Regions from separate parts of the Mus musculus genome. Here region 2 is linked to region 1. Evidence: chromatin contacts called from ENCODE Hi-C or POLR2A ChIA-PET data. All regions are on one chromosome and are shown on one strand. Each heading gives the region's core, a stretch centred on a gene start or an enhancer-like site at or near the end of the contact. The rest is flanking DNA. Distances are from core to core; before and after follow the strand shown. Region 1 holds the start of Ppm1a (protein phosphatase 1A, magnesium dependent, alpha isoform). Region 2 has its middle 30 kb from the start of Dhrs7.

Region 1 (6,874 bases), core at 2,267-4,766:
GTGAAGCAGACAGAGGAAAGGACAGATGGATCTCTGGCCTACTTGGCTTTGTGCTTGGGTAGTGCTCAGCTTGCTGTGGAAGGATGGTTGGCTGGCTGGGGGAGGGGGCTTCTCAGGCATCCTGGAGGATCATTTACATGCGGGGTGGGGGTGGGGGAGCACTCTGAGAGGCCTGGGTTAGGCCACCTCAGGACTGAGCCTCTGGATGCATCCATCATAGTTATTCAATAAGAATGTAACCCCCCAAATTTTTTCTTTTAAAATCAGGATTGTAGAGGAAAGGGAGAGAGTACTGAGTTTAAATTAAATACCTCATCTTTAATAACGGAGAGAGTATTGAGTATACTAGGCTTTAATTTCATATATTAATAGTTTTAGGGGTTTGTTTGTTTTTATTTTTTGAGACAGGGTTTCTCTGTATAGCCCAGGCTATCCTGAAGCTCACTCTGTAGACCAGGCTGGCGTCTCACAGAGATCTGCTGGCCTCTGTCTCCTGAGTGCTGGGATTACAGGTGTGTGCCAGCACTGGCCTACCCTAATAGTTCATGTTTCGTATTAAGTGTATTGGGCTTTAGCTTCCCTGTGTCTTTGCCTCAAGTCTCTCAAGTCCTAGGCAACGGGAACACAGTAAGTTCAGAACTTTGACACTTTACCTTTTGACTTCCTTTCTCTGTGTGTGTGTGTGTGTGTGTGTGTGTGTATACATATATATGCAGAATATGATGGTTTTAGATATGTAAAATGATCAAACTGATATTTAACCAAGACTTCAACAGGGGTTAGAGGATTAATTAAAGTCTTACAGTTAAAACCTGAAAAACAGTTATCCCTCTTATTTCCAAAGTCCCTTTCCTCATGGTGGTCGCATCTACAATCCCAGCACTCAGAAGGCTGAGGAAAGTGTGAGTTTCAGGACAGCCAGGGCTATGTGTTTCTGAGGTAATATGTGCATATTGTGTCTAAGTGTTAGAAATTCAGAGACTTAATCTTGGTGACTTGAGACTGGTCATAAAGGAAGAACTAACACCTGGGAAGTAGCAAACACAACAGATAAAGGCTTGGCTGTGCCTTCTTGTCTGAATGTAAGAATGGGATTGAGAAAGGCTTCCTGTAGGAACTAAGAACTTCCTGTAGGAACTGGGCGTGCCACATCTTTGACTTTTACTTGGCTGTTTATTTTTGAGACCCTGTTTCAACACCACCACCAAAAATTTGATAATAGAAGGGAATATCAAAATCAAATAACTTTCATTAGACAATATTAATGTCTAATTCCGAGTTCCTAAATGTTAAATTTATGGCCCACAAGTTTCCTCATTCACACTACAAATGGTGTCCAGAGACACAACTGACTGGCTGTCTGTGATATACTGACTGGTCAGACTCCTGGAAAAAGAAATCTCATCATTATATTTTATATATTACATACTATATCAAATTGTATTTTTTCTTACCTCTTCTGTTACTCAAGTTTTCTTACAAAGATAGGACAGAGAGACTACAGGAATGTAAACCTAAAAACCCAGACAAAAACCTCCCAATTTCCTATCATGTGTACTGCCACAGATGACTCAGCTCTTCAACGAGAAAATGTATTGTTTAAGAGCACTGTAGACAGGTGTGGTGGTAGGGATGTGGAAGCAGGAGGACCAGTTAAAGTAATCCTCAGTTTCACAAGAGTCAGCCTGGGAAAGCCAAGACTCTGTACACACACAGACAGACACACAGACACACAGAGCACTAAATGGTGGCTGTCACAACATGACTTTTGTATGCCCATCGTGCAGTAACTTGTTTTAAGTATTAATAGTAGTACTAAGAATTGAGTCAGGTATGGTGGCACATGCTTGTACTATCAGCAATCCAGAGGCAGTCTGGGAGGATCCTTGTATGTTTGAGGCCAGCAAGCACTACATAGAGACCTTGTCTCAAAAACAAAACAAGCACATAACAAAAACCCTAACCAGGGCTGAGGACAGAGCTTAATGGTTGAGGACTTGACATGGTTTTAATCCTCAGCATCCCCACTTAACAAAACCTAAACAACATATTGTATATAATAATAAAACAGCATTTCATTAAAAGATTTCGCACCTAATTTCATTTATTTCTGCACTTGTATAGAAAAGAATTAAGAACTGTATAGTGAATTTTATTTTTACTTTATATACCTGGAGGTGCTACAAATTCATCGTATTCCCAAAATACTGAGTGATTTGGAGGGTCAGTGAAGATAGTGTCTGCTGGGAATTGGCAGTCTCACATGTGGTCCTGCCATTGATGTCAGGTGTAAAAGTGAAGAAAAGGGAATCATCTTCCATAAGTCGTGGTGAAAATATCAGAAATGGTTACCACAACATCCAAAATAGAGAAATAGTTTGCGGGATGACAGCCGGCAAAAGCAGGTTGTATTTGATCTAAGAGTCAAGACAATGGAGTGGTTTATAAGAGACACGAAGTAGCGGGGTGGCAAACTGCAGTAAGCACCAGAGAAAAGGGGAAGGCCTTACTGAAATTAATCTTGTTACTGGTCTGAACTCAATTTGGCTAATAGTTTTAGTATTTTTTTTTTTAAAGCATTAGCCTATTTCAGCGGAATATATGCTTTTTCTTTGTATTATATCAGAATCTCTCTTAAACTTCTATTCCTGCGAATTTGGTTGTAAGGGTTAAGCTGGTGACTGAAAAGCTGGGAAGGCACACCCAACCAATGGGAACTCATACTGGTGATGTACTGCTTTCCAGCTCTGATTCATTGGCTGCCTAGGGTTTGTCATTCTATCCCGGCGTCGGCAAGCAGCGTGGGTCGGGTTTTCTGTGGTCGAGCTAGCTAAACTGGATTTTGGCCGCCTGCACGTGCAGTTACCTTTTGCTCATCTCTAGCTCTCCGTGAAAGCAGCTGTCACGTTTCTGATTATCCTCTAGATTTTGAAAAACCCTCGGTTCCATTAGCCCCACTGGAGGTCTTTGGAGGTGCCCGTTGAGCCCGAATCACGTGACCCCGTAACGTGCACATAAATACAATTCGGAATCCCTGCAGGGACTCGGGGACAACCCGCGAGAAGCTCTAGCTAGGCACGTGTCCCAAGGCGTGAACGGTTTGCACACGCACGTCTGCGGTATGGCCGCGGCACTCGTGTGCGCCTCGTGGGGTCGAAGGGGCAGGCTGAGTCCCCTGTGCCGGGCGCTAACCGAGACTGCACCTGGAGACCGGCGTCCGTAGGCAGGTGTAAGAGTCGGGTGCGGACGACGACGACAGCCGGGTTTGGAGAGGCCCTCTGCGCCCTAGCGCGAAGGCCGCGCGCCTGGCTCGCACCCAGGACGTCCACGCTCCCTAGGGATCGGCCCGCGGCAGCGACCTGAGGAGCAGCGCAGGGCAGTGACGTCACCGCCGCCCCTCCCCCGCCCAAGCCGCAGTTCCGGCCCTCCCACATCCGGGTCTCTCCAGCCCATGGGCCGCGCCGCAGCTGCAGGGCCGGGGGTGGGGGAAACGGCGGCGCGGGGCGGGGCGGGGCCGGGCGAGGGGCAGCGGTGTCGAGAGCGCGCGTGCGCGGGGCCGCGCTAGAGGCGGCGGCGGTGGCGGCGCTAGGGGCGGGAGCGCGCGCAGGAGCTAGAACGCCGTGGTCTCCGCGCCGGCCGGGTCCGCAGCTCGGGATCGGGTGGCTGGGGCGGGGGGAGGGGGGCCCAGGCAGGTGGGGCGGAAAGCGATGAGTCCTCGGCGCCTCCTCCGCCTCCCGCGGGCCCCGCTCTCTGCCTCCCGCTCCGACGCCCGGATGATCTGAGCCGCGAGGGCTCCGAGAGCCGGGGGCCCGGACCCAGCCCGGCTCCTCCCCTCCTCCGCCCGGGCCCGGCCGCCGTCGCGGGACCCCGTGCCCGGCCGCCGTCGCCACCGCCGCCCCGGCCGACCGAGGGACCCGCCCGCCCGCGGCTGCTCCGGGTAAGCGCGGCGCGAGGGCGAGGAAGAGGGCGAGGGCGGGCGGGCGGAGGGCCTGTGCGGCGGCGGCCAGGCCTGGGGCCTGTAAACAAGCCGGGCGTCTGCCCGGGCGATCCCGGGAGGAGACGCGACAACTCCACCCCCTGGGCGGCCTCCTCCCCGAGCCCGCGCCGGGTGGCGAGGGGTTAACACGCGGCGGGGGCGGAGGCGGGGTGTGTGCGGCGGCTGGGAGGGGGCGCGACCCTCGGCCGGGCGGGGCGGACACTGGCGGCCGCGGAACTTTCGGGGAGCCTGCAGCGGGGTCTCCCCTTGAAGCAGATCAGCCCGTGAGTTCACTGGATTTGGAGACTCACCCGCTGGGTTGAAAGTGAGGCCCCCAACTCAGTAGTGATGCCTCCATTTCATTCATTATTCCGGCTTGGAGCAAACCCATTGAAGTAAACTACAGGTTTTGCATCATTTTGGCCTGATATATTGGAGGAAAGTTCTTTATGTTAGAGTTTAGTTTAGGCTTGGCTCCCTTCTGCTTGTAGGTTGTAAACACACTCGGATCCCCTTCTTGAAAGACAGCTGGCTGTGGAGAGCCTTCTGCCAACTGGAGTTTTAGATCTTTTGCAAATTTCATCATCCAAAGTGTTTTTCTCTTTTCTCAAACACTACACGATACTTAGAAATCCACAAAGGTCAGAGTCTAAGCAATCTACGATGCCGCCCCCACCCCAAGTTTCCTGATAGTTGGAATAATGCTCCTGGTATATTTTTAACCGCGCGGTTAGAGTATAAGGAGATTGGCATTGTTTGAGAAGAATAAATGATTTTGACGTTACGAAAATGAGTAGTTTTCCACGGTTCAGAGAAAAAAACAAAAACAATCTTTTTAAACCCTGGCTTTCAGATTTCAAACATGACTACTACTGGATGGAGGAGAAGCCTGCTGAAGAATCATAGAACTTAAATGATTGTTTTCTGGGCCTTAGGATTTTAGGGTTTCTGAGGGCTCACTACATAGTGCTTGGTTCTCACCTCCCTTTAACCTTTTCTGTATTCTGGGCCTTTGCCAAAGATTATTTCTGTAGTTACAGATGAGGAAACTAAGGACCAGAAAGATAGTGAGCACACACCCACATACTTATCTTCAATACCGCCTTTATTGCCTTAATGTCTGCTTGACTGTTTAATAATTTGAAGCACAAAGCAGATCATCTTCCCAGTGCTACAGTTCTGGGCTGCATTTTTGTGTGTGTGTGTGTTTGTTTGTTTTGCATTGCTGGGGATAGATTTAGCTCGGGGCCTCTTGAATGGTGCAAGACCAAGTTCTCCTCACTTGTCTTGTATATACCTGATTGAACAGTCAGCTATGTTGGGATGACTGCTTTTAACCTAGAAGCTTACAGCAGTAATACCTTGAAATTATAATGAACTATATGTGCAAGTTTCTTCAAACATTTGTATTAATACTAAACACTTTTACATCTGGGGAGTAATTATGTTGGTGGTATCAAATATTAAGATGGATAATGTTTTATATTAGTTGTAATACATGTTTGAAAAATAGTAAAATTGGCCACTGGAAGCATCAAGTTGCTTCTTGCAGGGTTTGTGTCCCTATTTTTCACATGGAATGAATGACTACATTTCAGTATGAAGGGCTGTAGTGACCAGCCATAATTATAGTATAACCTGTTGTAAGGAATGGTGCTCTGCCAGAAATGTGCTCGAAAATATCTGTGCCCAGGGACAAGGCATTTGACCCTTTGAGCTTTGGAATCAGTAATGCCAAGGGGTAGATTACATCATCACATGTATATTTATTATTATTCTTTTGCCATTCTGTGACTGTTGAACATACCTTTAACAACTACATACCTGATAGACCTGCTACTTAGATGTTTTACCATTTTGAAGTTGTTTTTCTTTCTGGGCTCTGTTCTATTGAGTTTGTGGCCCGGCTTTAGGGAACCTTCCTGTAGTGGCCTTCACTGATCTTTCTTTCTCTTGCCATTGGGAAGCCTAGAAGATGTCCTGGGACATCTTTGGGGACAGCATGCACCTGAGACAGCATGTTTGAAGAAGCTGGGGTCCTCAGTGGTTGGATATGATGAGCATTATAAGAATACATTGTGAGCTTCTTTGTGTCTATGTGTCCGTGTGTCTGTGTATTTTGGTTCAAGCCAAGTGTTGTTGATCTTGTCTTAACTTAAACTTTTGTTTGGAAATTCACCTAATATCTAGTTGTCATCTTCCCCACCCCCCTACCAAAATGTATAGCATCCTCTTTTGTTGCCTTGTAAATATTGCTAAGTGCTTACTAAATGTCTGCATCTTTCTAATTTTTTCAAACCTCACCTTGGCTGTTTACTTTATGGCCAGTAGAATGTATTGCTGTTCTTAGTCTATACTGATACAAAAATAATTCTGATATATATTTGATGTTCCTTTCAAACAATCATCTATTGTCTGAGTAGTACCCGTGAGTGCTTTTCATCTTTAATCAAATTAAAAGACAGTTTAAAAAAAAAAAAACCGGGCTCAAGGGGAGTTGACACAGTTAAACTAAGCCTTGGCCCTGTGACATATGCAGGATGGCCCTCAGGAGAGCAGAAGCACAAATGTGCGGCTGTTAGATTTCCTGTATTGTTGTCATGCTTGCCCTGTCTTCAGGTAACACAAATACTTATCAATTCAGTGGCCTCATGGGTTACTTTGTTGTTTTTAGCAAGAATGTATGTATTTTTTGGCATGTTATAAACCATTCTCATTTAAGAAGCTTGGATTAATGTATAAAGAAAGGCTGACTATATTCTTTATTTTTTCTTTCTTCATGCTTTCTAATGTTTCATGTTCTGCATATTATATGACATCTAAAATTATTCATTTATCTATTTATTTATTTTGAGTTTTTTCGAGACAGGGTTTCTCTGTGTAGCCTGGAACTCACTT
Region 2 (6,874 bases), core at 2,344-4,843, 67 kb before region 1:
CCTTCCTAGCACTGTAGCATATAAGGCAATGTTTGTCATCTGTGTACACAAACTGTGGCACTGGCCTGTAGGAGCAGCTGAGGAGTGAAGTTCCCAGTGACAAGGCAGAATTTAAATATTCTATAAGGCCTATTGGCTAACTAAAATTTCAGTAACTGTGGAAAGTTGAGAGCCAAATTCTCTATTGCTGTCCTCCTCTCCATATTAACCATTTATTTCCCCTCCTCAATGCTCAGCCTGACACCCTCCTGGCTACAGGGTCTTATGACTAGCCTTTTTGACATGTATAAACAGGTTTTTAACTTTAACATCTAACATCTGAGACCCAGAACAGAGATGTGCCTGCTTTGCTGTAACCTATCTGATGTTTCTACCAATATGGAGAGAAGAGGGTGGGAAACCCTGATTTGTAACTTGTAACATTCCTTGTTACCATAAAAACTTGTGAAACTGTTGCCACATTGAAACACAGTATTTGGGATAATCTGATTCTGTGTTACTGGGGCACTAGCAGTGGGCTCCAGAGTCAACTCTCTTATTCTCTTTAAAGTGAGCGCTATGCCTCAGTGAAGTCTGTTTTCAACATTTAAAACAGAGTCGTCTACAGTTGTGTGTAGGAGAGCTACTCTCAGACCCACTGTGAACGCTGTGGATGGTACTGAACTCTATAGAATAAACACGATAAACCTCCACTTTATCACTTAAAGGAAACACATCACGGCTGCCCTTTGTACCCTAGTTTCCGGTGCCACTTTGTCATCTTGCACTTTGTCATCATTATTAAGTAAAACAATTTTTTTACTTATTTGCTTGCTTGATCAATGGGTTGCTCGTGGTGATGTTGGGGATCAAACCAGGAGCAAGTGTTCTATCTCTGAGCACTGAGCTTTGCTCCTAGTCCTAGGTTTTGTTTTCTTTTGTTGAGATGGGGTCTTGCTATGTAGCCTGACCCAGTCATAAATTTGAAATCCTCTGCCTCAGGCTTCCTAATACTGAGAATATATGCATGTAGCAAACACACCCAGTAATATGGGGGATTGAACGTAAGTACTTCAGTACTGTGACAGTTGATCTCATAACCCAGACTGAGTGCAGAATGTATGGTAGCATATACACCATGAAGACACTAGAAGAGACAGTCTATACTCCAGGCTAGGTGGAGCTGGACAGCATGAATTTTATCATACTATTCACAGTGACATGCAATTTGAAATGTATGCAGTGGTGCCAGATTGTGGATGTGGCTCAGCCATAGAGAAATTACTTAGCTTGCACAAAGCCCTAGATTTTATTCCCACCACCCAAAAAGGTTAAAAAATAAAATAAAAATCAATCTATGAATTGCTTATTTGTGATGCTTTCCTTTAAAATTTTCTATCCTCCTTCCTTCCTTCCTTCCTTTTTTTCTTTCTTTCTTTCTTTTTTATTTATTTTTTTTTTTTGAGGCAGGGTTTGTTGTGTATCTCTGCTGTATTGGAGCTCACTCTGAAGACCAGGCTGACCACGAACTCACAGAGATCTACCTGCCTCTGCCTCCCAAGTGCTGGGATTAAAGATGTGTGCCACCACTGTCCAACATCTGTTTAATATTTTCAATCTTAGTTGACTGTGGGTGATTGAAAGCATAGAAAATGAGCCTCGGGCTGGTGAGATGGCTCAGTGGGTAAGAGCACCCGACTGCTCTTCCAAAGGTTCGGAGTTCAAATCCCAGCAACCACATGGTGGCTCACAACCATCTGTAACAAGATCTGACTCCCTCTTCTGGATTGTCTGAAGACAGCTACAGTGTACTTACATATAATAAATAAATGAATCTTTAAAAAAAAAAAAAGAAAAAAAAAAGAAAATGAGCCTCTTTCCAAAGTAAGCCTCTACCTTCCTGGTCCCACTGACTAAGGAGGACTCTGCTAATTAATTTATTAAAGGTCCTTTGCACATGATGAATGGCTTCTCTCTCAGTTCTTCAAGGTTCTTTTTTACTTTTGTCTTTCGGTGTTGAGATATGTCCTGGGCTGACCTCAAAAATACATCTGTAATCCAGGCTGGCTTTGAATTTATGGTCTTCTTACCTCCACTTCCCAAATTGTAAATTACAACTGTGTACCACAGTGTCCAGTGTATGGCTGAAGATCCAACCCAGAGTCTCATACATGCAACGCATACAATGTCAATGCTATGTAAATAGGTGTGATGCTGCATTGTTTAGGGACTAACGCCATGATGGGTAGTGGGAACCAAAAGGCATGCCCAATATGAACACGATTTTTAAAAGGAATATTTTCCATCCACAGCTGATGGACTCCACAGTTGTGAAATCCACACGTGCAAAGCGCCGGCTACCTTGACTGCCTGGGTCCTTACAGAAACAGTTCTGTGTGACAGCAAAAGCCATGATGCTCCTGGCGTGGGGAAGAAGCTAGAGCCAGGAGCCCAAGCGATGTTAACACACTAGAAAGCAAACGGCGCAAGGCATCCGAAGCAGTGGTATATATCAAGAATACCTTACGCTGCTACTAGGGGTAGTAACTTCTTAGTTGATAAAGGGAAGGGAAGGCCAGGGTCGGTGTATTTCCTTGCATGACTCACACTCTGGCCCCAGGTGTTTTCTAGAAAGCGCTGCCAAGGATTTGGAGTAGCTAACTCGGCAATGAGAATGATCAGTGAGGATGGGGTACGGTCCCCTTAAACTTCTCCAGGAGGTCTGTCTACAAAATTATTTTATTTAGCATTCTCTTTCGTAGACTAGTGTTCCCTCAAAGGGAAGCTAACTCTCATCTGTGCCAAATACATCATTTTCTAATGAGAAAGGTGAGGTTCCGAGAGCACGGAAGGATTTTCTGATGGCCACAGTGCCACATGCGGAAGAAGCAAACATGAAAAAGGCAGGTTGTGAAACAAGTATTTAATTTATGTCCCAGGAAAATTGTGACAACCTGTTTGCATCAACCATGTGTTGCTGTGACTCATTGCCCTTGAAATCTTCTCATCTATTTGATTGCTCAACTTTACATTAAAAAAAAATTTTTTTTTCACTACTAAAATTGCCCTTACTGTTGAGGGTTTTAAGGAACAAGTCAGCACTGCCCTCTACTGGTTGGCTTATATTTACTGTTAAATAAGTGGGTCCAAGGTGACGAATAGAATTTTTGAAAATGTTTCTTAATTTCAACGGCGCATACATAGAAACTGGCCAATCCGAGCTGTCTGGGTGTTCTCCTCTGCTGTTCGACTGCTCAAAATAAATTGTTGTTGTTGTTGTTGTTGTTGTTGTTGTTGTTGTTGTTTTTCTTTAAGAGACTCTTTGGCTTCCTGGTTTCCAGGACTACAACTTTGAAAGGTGAATTCAAATGTGTTAATGAAGGAGAGAGACAGAAAGGCAGATGAGACCTAGAAAAGAGAAAGAGAGCGATGGGAGAAATGTCCGGTTAAGTGGGGCTGTTTTTCCACTTTGGCAACCCTAAAAATAAGCGCAGTAAACCTCTCCTTGTGACATCAGCAGCTGTTGTGTTGACCGTGTGTCCGCTCATTCAGCGCACAGGATAACCGTTTAGCTTCTGGAGACAGAATTTCAGCTGTTGGCACTACTGCCCTGCCCGCCTCTCCCACAGTGCCAACGTTATGTTTCCATGAAGGCAGATTAAACTACAGTTTGGATGGGAGTCAGCTGGCCACATGTTACACCCGGCGTGGTAACAGTGTCACAGATGACTAAAGTCCGAGTAAAAGATTGACATTTCAATGCAAGAAAAATAAACAGTAGTAAAAGAAACTACTGTGTACCTCTCCAAAAAAAAAAAAAAAATTAAATTCTGGACTATAAATTACTGTGCCATAAACACCTAGATGCCGTTTTAAAATCTTTCATTATTCTTTAGCTGTTTTATATATGTATACAATGTATCTTGATCGTACCCTCCTCCAATTCCACTCCCATTCCTCCCAAACACCCCACCATATGCCCCTGGAATACTGGCTGAACTTGCTGGTTTGCTCTTGTGCAGACAACTAAATCTGCATCGAGGTGACAGGACAGCTGCTGATGGATGCATGTCCAGCAGGCGGCACCTCACAGCACCCGTCCCCTCCCCTGGCTCTTACATGCTTTTTGCCCCCATTTCTTCAATGCTCGAGGAGCCTCGTGGGGGTTGACAGAAATGTCCCACTCGGAGCTGATCACTCAGTAGTCACTTATCCTAAGCAGGCTGATGAGCTCTGAGTGTCTCACGCTGTCTGCTGCCCTCTGCAGAAAGATGCCTTGCTGCCTAAGGCCGAGAGCAGCACTAACCTAAGAATAGAAACATAAATATTTAGAAGACAGTTTGATGATGTGTCCATTTAGGAAAAAAGGAAAAATGGCAGTAGTAGTTTTGCCCCAGGACCTATGGTCTCCTGAACTATTGACTTTTGAGCAAATTTAGAGTAACAAGTGTGAATTCCTTCCTGTGAAGCAAGCCTCACATCCAACCAGAGAGTAGTTGGTTACGCCTATAACCTCCATGATCTGATAGTATCAGTAGACATACTAGATAGTTTTCTTTCTTTTCTTTTTTTTTAAGATTTATTTATTTATTTAATGTATGTGAGTACACTGTAGCTGTACAGATGTTTGTGAGCCTTCATGTGGTTGTTGGGAATTGAATTTTTAAGACCTCTGCCCGGCTCACTCTGGTCAACTCTGCTCGCTCTGGCCCAAAGATTGATTGATTGATTGATTGATTGATTGATTGATTGATTATATGTAAGTACACTGTAGCTGGCTTCAGATGCACCAGAGGAGGGAGTCAGATCTCATTACCAATGGTTGTGAGCCACCATGTGGTTGCTGGGATTTGAACTCAGGACCTTTAGGAAGAGCAGTCAGTGCTCTTACCTGCTGAGCCATCTCGCCAGCCCACTAGATAGTTTTCTAAGACAAAGTTAATAGAGTTAGCCTTCTTTTCTGAGTTCAATGTTCTCAAACCAGACTCTGCACCCCTTGATCTTGGGAAGAACATGGGCTTTAGTGTCTTTAGTATAGCCTTCTTACCTAGGTAGAGGTAAGAGGTAGAAACAAAAGTGTCAGATTCATATGATGTGGGGAAATTTAAATGAACTAGAATGTCTACTTTCCTTTTTTTTTGTTTTTGTTTTTGTTTTTGTTTTTTTCGAGACAGGGTTTCTCTGTGTAGCCCTGGCTGTCCTGGAACTCACTTTGTTGACCAGGCTGGCCTTGAACTCAGAAATCCGCCTGCCTCTGCCTCCTGAGTGCTGGGATTAAAGGCGTGTGCACCACGCCTGGGGAACATCTACTTTCCTTAACTGGCATACAGCAGAACATTGTTTTCTTCCCTGTCATTCAGGCTCCTGTGATGTTGTGGATGCTAGACAACTGAGCGGCATCATTTCTAAGTAACAAGCCTACGAGTCTCTCCTTCTACACCTTCCTCCTTAACTACCACCACCATCATTCGTCTAGGTGTTCAAGCCAGAAACAAGAACATCAGCCTTTCCCCAGCACACCACCACCATGCTTCCAAAGCTCCTACCTTGTCCTCAGACCCAGTGCCTTCTCCTCTGAACGAGGCTAGATTTCTTGGATCCTCTTAGGTTCAGTTCTTATTCAGCTTGCATGTTCTCAAACAACCCTTTTTACTTCTATCAGAGAACTAATCAAACTGATGGTTTGAGATTTGGAGAGAGAGAGAGACAGAGTAATACTTTCTGGGCTATGGGCATGAATGAAGTATACAGTATTTTGATTTTTGCCTCTAAGTTCTCACATTGTACCAACTACAGGAAGATGAAAAACATTGATAGACTAAATGAAAGGATGGATAGGTGGGTAGACTACAGGATTTGTTTATTTTATTTTGTTTTATAGTATGCACAAGAATATTTTTCCTCCACATTAGTCTGTGTGCCACATGCATGCCTGGTGCCCAAGGAGGCCAGAAGAAGGCATCAGATCCTCTGGAACTAGAATTATATACAGTTGTGAGAGGCCATGTAGGAGCTGGGAATTAAACCTAGGTCCTCTGCAAAAGCAGCCATTGCTCTTAACACCCTATATCAGAATATCTAAGACACTGATTTTACTCCCCTCCTTAAGGACCAAGAGCCAGTTGAGCAGTACAGTTAAAAGAGGAGTGAAGAAAAGTCCTCGTGGACTTGTGAGCAGAATCAAGCTTCTGCTTTCACATTGAGATTCCTAAACTCTAGAATTTAAACAAGACTCTCTGAGCAGTTACCTTTATACTGAAAAATAGCTGTGTGTCTCATGGTTGTAGAGGAATTTTAATCCAGCAACATAGCTACTCTGGATGGAATACAGGCACACTTTTGTTTTTGTTTTCGTTTTTGTTTTTCGAGACAGGGTTTCTCTGTGTAGAAAAAAAAAAAAAAAGGCCACATTTAGAAAGATGATGCACTTGTGTGTGTCCCTGTATGTGTGAGCACACAGATGCCAGGGGCTAAAGGTGCCAGCAGAGGTCAGTTGGTCCCTTGTGGCTGGAGCTGAATCACAAGCATTTGTGAGCCACTCAACATGGGTGCTAAGAACTGAACAGAGATGTTCAGGGTTATGAAGAGCTTTATTTATTTTCTCTCTTTCTCTTCTTTTCCTTCTTCTTTCTCCTCCTCCTCCTTGTCCTCCTCATCCTTCTCCTCGTCCTTCTCCTCGTCCTTCTCCTCGTCCTTCTCCTCCTCCTCCTCCTCCTCCTCCTCCTCCTCCTCCTCCTCCTTCTGGACAGGAAATAAAAGTAGGGTTTTATGCAAGCTAGGCAAATGCTCTAATACAGTGCTATATTCCCAGCCATGTTTTTTCATATTTTAAAGACTTAGTGGCTTCCTAGGTGTCTTATTTAGAAAGGTTTAATAGCTCTTCTCATAGGAAAGA

Evidence for each region. Hi-C counts contacts between places; a loop is a spot of excess contacts on that map. ChIA-PET counts read pairs that join two places held with the same protein, here RNA polymerase II (POLR2A).
Region 2: a map of heart shows a loop between it and region 1 (3-fold over the local background). The contact joins the enhancer-like site here to the promoter of Ppm1a in region 1. A Hi-C loop is called at or near these places in 1 of 37 maps with a recorded cell type or tissue (heart). POLR2A ChIA-PET finds 5 or more read pairs at or near these places in 2 of 5 experiments (Patski and embryonic stem cell).

Annotation. Positions count from the first base shown.
Region 1 is chr12:72,757,695-72,764,568 of GRCm38, forward strand. It overlaps Ppm1a (protein phosphatase 1A, magnesium dependent, alpha isoform), which reads left to right and starts at 3,517. Exons shown (of 6, transcript NM_008910.3): 1 at 3,517-3,937.
Region 2 is chr12:72,691,046-72,697,919 of GRCm38, forward strand. No RefSeq gene overlaps it. Among named protein-coding and RNA genes, the nearest start is that of Dhrs7, 30 kb to the left of the region's middle. Within about 2 kb of position 3,594, at least 1 of the 3 ENCODE cell types and tissues checked has a DNase peak (open chromatin) inside an H3K27ac peak, as active enhancers do.